Linked DNA regions of Homo sapiens: region 1 is linked to region 2. The links are chromatin contacts, found by Hi-C or POLR2A ChIA-PET in ENCODE. All regions are on one chromosome and are shown on one strand. Each heading gives the region's core, a stretch centred on a gene start or an enhancer-like site at or near the end of the contact. The rest is flanking DNA. Distances are from core to core; before and after follow the strand shown. Region 1 has its middle 200 kb from the start of LINC02694. Region 2 has its middle 150 kb from the start of LINC02694.

Region 1 (2,974 bases), core at 350-2,849, 50 kb before region 2:
GGGCCCTGTCCAAAGCTCTGTCTTTGGACTTTTACTCTAATATTAAAGAATCAGTCATGGCAGAGAGGAAGGCAGTGTGATTGCAGGCTGATGGTGCTGATAATATTTTGGGATCAGTGAGGCCTTATGACATGCTTGGAGAGTATCCTGTATGACTACCTACTTGTGGTTAGCTTTGGTTGTTGAACATACGAACACACTATCATCATCCCCAGACATGTTTTTAATAATAAATAGTGAGGCATTCTCGCCAACATTTAAGGTTTGGGGGAAAAAAAAAAAAGCTCTAGAGAAAAATACTTTGAAAGGATGTTTTTGTAGGGCAGCCGCCTTTGCTGGTTGCTGTCAGCAGGGATGGCTATTAGCAGGACATCTAAGAAGCTGGAACAGAGAGTTATCCTGGGATTTGTCCCCTGCCTCTGGGAGGAAGAAGGTGATTAATGCACCCTGCAAGTAATAAAAGATCAGCTGAGAAACAATCCTGGGGCTTTGATAGACTCTACCAGCACCCCATAAATGAGACTAATAAAAAAATATCCATCGAAGAGGCTGGCACATGCAGGTCTCTCAATAAATGGGAGCTCTTATTGTTTCTTATACATTGATGAAAATAGCAGAAGAATCTCAGATGGTGATTTACTCATGGGAGCACTTGGCAGATTTCCACTGAATACCATACATTAGATAAAAACCCAGAAAGAAACCCTAGATAAACATTGGAGAGCCAAGAAAATAAAAGCAATTATCTAAAATGTGATTCCTGCCTCCAGTCACGCTAAGACTGTGTCTATTTTTACAGCATTGATCATAATCTGAAATTATCTTTGTTCACTGTGGTATCTCCAGAATCTAGAACAGTGCCTGCCTGGCATACAGTATGTGCCCCATAAATGTGCATTGAGTAAATACACAGATACATACTTACAGTGTTGAATGAATATATATCAAGTCAATCAATAACTATTTAGAAGCTCAATAAAGCTACATTTAGGCTATGTGACCTTGGACAGTCACTTGATGTCTCTTTGATTCATTTCTTCATCTATAAAGTAATTATAATACCAATCTCACCAGGTTGTTATGAAGATTAAATAGTTTAATACACATGAAAACAATGTATAAACCATTGGTACAAGGCAAGTATTAAGACTATTACAATAGAAATAAACAGAGTGAGATAATGGGATTATTATATACTTAAGACCTGAGCTTTACAGAACTGATCCCAATGGGAAGCAGGTCCTCATTTTGAGTCCCACTTTTTCTAAATGATTATTTAATAAGCATGCTTCTCCCTGATCTCAGAATGTGTATATATCTTTCCCACTGCCTATCTTGGCACTGTGCACATGTAACAATGTTAACGTCTTCTGCCTAACTCTTACTCATCCCTGAAGACCCAATTCAGGGGCTGCTTCCTCCCAGAATTTCCTGATGTTCTGCCTGAATTCTCCCAACTCCCACACTGTGACTAAGTTGGATCTTTCTCATCTGTAATCAGAAAACTGTTTTGCCTGTTTCTTTGCTTAATCATCAGGACTGGACCATGAACTCTTTGAGAATTGTGGCTTTCCTCTGATTATCATCTGAACCTAGAACAGTGTCTGATACAAAGAATTCAGTAAGTGTGGAATAAATTAATTATGAATGAATGAGAATTGGAAAGGCCTAAGTTTCCATGGGTCAGCATAGCAGAAAATTCCCTAAGGCAAGTTAATGGTTAATCTTCCAAATGTATTCTAAGTACTGACTCACAGACCTTCAGGAATGTGTGTCCTTGAAGGGGTTAGAAAAATGTCAAGTTGGGCATGGCTGTTTATCTATTAAATGATATTTCCCCCTTTTATTTTCCTTATATGTCTCCTCTAGCAATAAACAGGGTCTCTCTTCTTACCATGGCATGAATACAGCATAAACCACAAACTCCACACATTCCTTTTACTGAGGCAACTGTACATGTTTTCCACAACTGAAGCAAAAGAAAAAGAAGTTAGATGCAAGACGTAGAAGTCATCAGCAATTTCTTAAGGTCTCAAAGATTATTAAAGGAATTGACATTTGCAAAATCACTTTGAACTCTGGCATTCAGCAGCTTTTTGAATGTTCCATACAATGAAAAGTTCCATTCCCATAAAGTCAGAAATACCTTTCTGGGCTCATTTCACATCAGAATGCAATAAGGTTCATAAATGTCTCTGTGAAGTTTGAGTGTAATAAAGTTCAGCTATAAAACATTTAATATGCAACAGGCTTCTACACCAGCTGAAGCACTGACTCTGTTTAATGGGGCTCCCTTTACAGCATACTTCACCAGCAACAAGAAGAAACATTTTTAAAAATCTATAAATACCTGCAATACAACCATCAAAGTCTTTTTTATTCTTATTACAGATCAGGCTGAGGCAAACTGACATGCCTGATCACTCCACCCAAAGTATGTTCATAGAAAGCTCTTGTAACTCTGTCCCAAAGAACATTTAAAATCTACTTTGGATGTCTTTCAGCAGTTGATATTCTCCAGCAACTTCAGCAGCAGCCTCTCCTACAAAATGAGGGTTTTATTTTCCTTTGAGAACCAAAGAAGCAGGTTCCTTCCACCTGTCCAGAGTTGTTTGTGTATCTCCTCTTCAGCCCAGTCCAGGTCCCAGCACTGAGCCATTGGCCCCTAGATAGAGCAGTCATATTAACGGAGTTCAGTGAGTCCGTTCAGTTTGCAGTTTGGGTCTATAGTCCCAGGGTGTCTCTTTTCTAGAAATGACCACATCAGTCAACTAGGAGATCCCTCTTTCATTTCATACTTCTCCAAGGCTGACAGGAATGCATCTACAATGATTTAAAAGAAAACTACAAAGTTCACTTTCTCACTGTATTCATGTTTCTATGGAAATGTCTTCATCACATATAGCCTTTCCTGACTACGCTGATTAAAATCACTCCCCAATTAGACTATATCCCCTTATCCTGTCTTATTTTT
Region 2 (3,247 bases), core at 310-2,809:
TAGGTAAATTATGGAATTTATCTCAAATTAAACTTTGGTTCAGTTCAAGTCCAAATAGAATTGTTTTGCCTCCTTCCCACTAATACAATTTGAGACCCTGAAATACTCAAAGGATTGCCTTTGATGGCATCCTGAGATTTTATCTGGGGCAAAATGGTAATTTTTTCTGTTTAAGGTTGCTGATTTTGTGAAGCTTTTTAAACTGCATTTTGTTTCCCATTCGTTTTCAATTTACTTTCAGTACACTTTGGTATCTGTGGAGGTCCTAATACCTTTTGAGTGGGCATGTAATTATAGTGTAGTAGAAGGCAATAGTGGGTCACAGCTGACAGAGCAGGCTCCTGCCAAAACTAATTTTCATTGATAGGATTCCTACAACTGAATCAAACATAGGAAGCCCATATCAATCAGAGTGAACTACTGTAGAGTTCTACCCAAACCATTTTAGCTTCTCTGGGCTCCATTTTTTTTGCAGAATAGAGACATTGGCTGAGATTATCTCCTTCCTGCTGCCTCCCAGAAGGTTAATGCCAGGAGGTCCAGGATACATCTCATGATTTAATTATCAGATCCCCTTTCTTTAGAATTTCCTCTTGAGCTGCCCAAGTCTTATTATTGATTTTTGGGAGTACCTGGGACTACAGGCTTATGCCATCATGCCTGGCTAATTTTTAAATTTTTTGTAGAGATAGGGTCTCACCATGCTGCCCAGGCTGGTCTCAAACTCCTGGGCTCAAGCAGCCCTCCTACCTCAGCTTCCCAAAGTGCTGGGGTTACAGGCATGAGCCACCACGCCAGGCCTATTTTTCTGTATAAACTGAGTATGTATTTAAGATTTTTATGCATATTTTGAAAGTTTTACATTGCTGGTCAAAGTTAAAAAAGTATTCTTTTGTAGGCTGATAGTTTACTTAAAACATATTTGAGAAAGCTTTTGGTTTCTATTTCCAGTTGCTCAAACCATGTTTCGGAATTTCTAAATCATGTACATTTGCTTTTGTTCTTTTTGTTCTCACCCCTTATCAGGCAGCAGTGTTTAATAATCCATAGGCTATAGACCTCTGCAGGACTCTCTGGAATCTTAGCCACTTTGGATTTCCTTATAGCAGTGACATCATTTCTATTGCTAATTCTATGCCAATGCCCCTTTGGGGAATGCATTTATTCCTAAAATACACTGTCATAAAATTAAATGACTATATCAATTGCCAACAATATATTTTATACAAATGACATTTTGTTCCCAAAAATAAATCACTATGGGAAAGATACCTCACAAATCATGTTTTGTGAGGCTCTAAGTTTCAATTCTAACAACATCCTCACCCCTCCCCATTTACAGTAATCTGCCTTAGAGATTCGTAGCTTATCCAATTAATAAGCTTTCTCATCAAAATCTGGCATTTAACTGACATGAGCTTTCTTTACCAATTTTATCCTGTGTCTGTGTGTATACTCTGTTTGGAGGAATGTGCATTTGAATGGAGGCTGAGGCAGAGATGGAGGGGGAAGGATGTGCAGGATTATCAGTGGCATGCCTTGTGTGTGAGTGAGCCTGGATGTGCCTGCAATGGAATTTCCTCTGGTCGTTAATCATGAACATATTTATTACTTGAACCTTGTTTTTCCCCTGATGTGTGTGTTAAATCATATATTTTCCATCCTAACATAAGTAATTAAGTTTTGAGTTATTTATATATCCCTATTTTACTTCCTCATTGCAAAGGGTAAGTGAAACAGAATGAACTCACAAGTTAACACAATTGTATTAAGGCAATGCACTCAGTGGCAAAACTAAAAACTGAAACGGAAAAGCTTGCTTTCAGTGTCTCCTTCTTAGATTATTTAAAACGTAGAAAAAATCAAGCAATATACACCAATATAAGAGCCAATTCCATAAAGTATTAGTGACAATAAATCTCCTACAGACAGAAACTTTGTAAGAGGTTCAAAATAGACACAGTAAGAGTAAGTATGACTGGGCATAATGGCTCACACCTGTAATCCCAACGCTTTGGGAAGCCAAGGCGAGCAGATCACGAGGTCAGGATATCGAAACCATCCCGGCCAACGTGGTGAAACCCTATCTCTACTACAAATACAAAAATTAGCTGGGTGTGGTGGCATGTGCCTATAATCCCAGCTACTCAGGAGGCTGAGGCAGGAGAATCTCTTGAACCCGGGAGGCAGAGATTGCAGTGAGCTGAGATCATGCCACTATACTCCAGCCTGGAGACAGAGAGAGACTCCATCTCAAAAAAAAAAAAAAAAAAAAAAAAAAGATTAAGTGCATGTCCCAAATCAATCCATGACACAAAACAATGCATCCCACTACCATCCTTTTCCAAACACAAGACTATTTCTGTATTTTTTGGTTACATTGCTTCTATGCTAACATGAATTAAAAAGAGCTTGGTTTTGTTCTGCCTCACAAATTGTAATGCTGTTTGCATTTCTCACTGTGCTACAATGAAACTTTATTGCCACCCGCTAATCCCTGGAATCTCTGTATCCAGAGTGTAGAAGTAATGAAGATACAAATAACCAAACCACTAAAACCCTAGACGGCAACTCAAGAATTTGGCAGTGTTTCATTTTTAATTGCAATTATTATTTTGTTTCTTGAATCTTTATTGTGGTTCCATCGCTTTAGAGACACCCAGCTACCCTCTACAACAGTTTTCCAATGTGAAACTAATCTAGCCACTGCCAGATGGTATGGCTTATGCTTTTTTCCCTCCTGGAGAGAAGAATTTGAGATTATATGCTATTGGAAAAACATGATTGTTGTTATTCCAAAATGTGCAAGTCATGGTGTATATTCCTCCAGAAATGTTTGTACCAGTCCATGGCTTCAACCCAGAATCCCTCCTACCAGCCTGAAAGACCAAGTTGGAAAGTTATTTAGGACTTTAGAGACATATGCTCAACTTTGCATCTCATTCTCAACTTGACCTGTGGTCAGTTTTGAAATTTAACCTACTTTTTAAACATTTAGTTTAGGGACTAAGACAAAAAAGCTCAATAGGGTTAGGTAAAGTGCTTAAATAATGGGGATGATTTTTCTTGATGAGGGAAGCTATCTTCAAGGCTGCAAAGAGGGTTAGGACAAGGATGGTAGCCACAAGTTGTGTATTTTATTTGAGCATGAGCCAAAATAAACTTATTAACTGTTAGCTGAAAGCAGGCTAGAAATAAGACATTTCTTACTTTATATTTTTAAGCTTTTAATTGTATTAAAAATAAA

What was found. A loop is a pair of places that touch in the nucleus more often than their neighbours do. ChIA-PET counts read pairs that join two places held with the same protein, here RNA polymerase II (POLR2A). Pooled maps may share reads with other maps.
Region 1: a loop to region 2 is called in a map of endothelial cell of umbilical vein, with 6 times the contacts of the local background. The contact joins two enhancer-like sites. A Hi-C loop is called at or near these places in 3 of 168 maps with a recorded cell type or tissue (IMR-90, endothelial cell of umbilical vein and transverse colon) and 2 of 50 pooled maps. POLR2A ChIA-PET finds 5 or more read pairs at or near these places in 7 of 52 experiments (AG04449, BJ, K562 and 4 more).

The regions. Positions count from the first base shown.
Region 1 is chr15:38,893,301-38,896,274 of GRCh38, reverse strand. It overlaps a transcript of LOC105370777 not described here. Among named protein-coding and RNA genes, the nearest start is that of LINC02694, 200 kb to the right of the region's middle. RefSeq lists an enhancer at 1,408-2,607. Within about 2 kb of position 1,599, at least 4 of the 41 ENCODE cell types and tissues checked have a DNase peak (open chromatin) inside an H3K27ac peak, as active enhancers do; they include IMR-90 and endothelial cell of umbilical vein, where a contact is called at or near this core.
Region 2 is chr15:38,842,708-38,845,954 of GRCh38, reverse strand. No RefSeq gene overlaps it. Among named protein-coding and RNA genes, the nearest start is that of LINC02694, 150 kb to the right of the region's middle. Within about 2 kb of position 1,559, at least 2 of the 41 ENCODE cell types and tissues checked have a DNase peak (open chromatin) inside an H3K27ac peak, as active enhancers do; they include IMR-90 and endothelial cell of umbilical vein, where a contact is called at or near this core.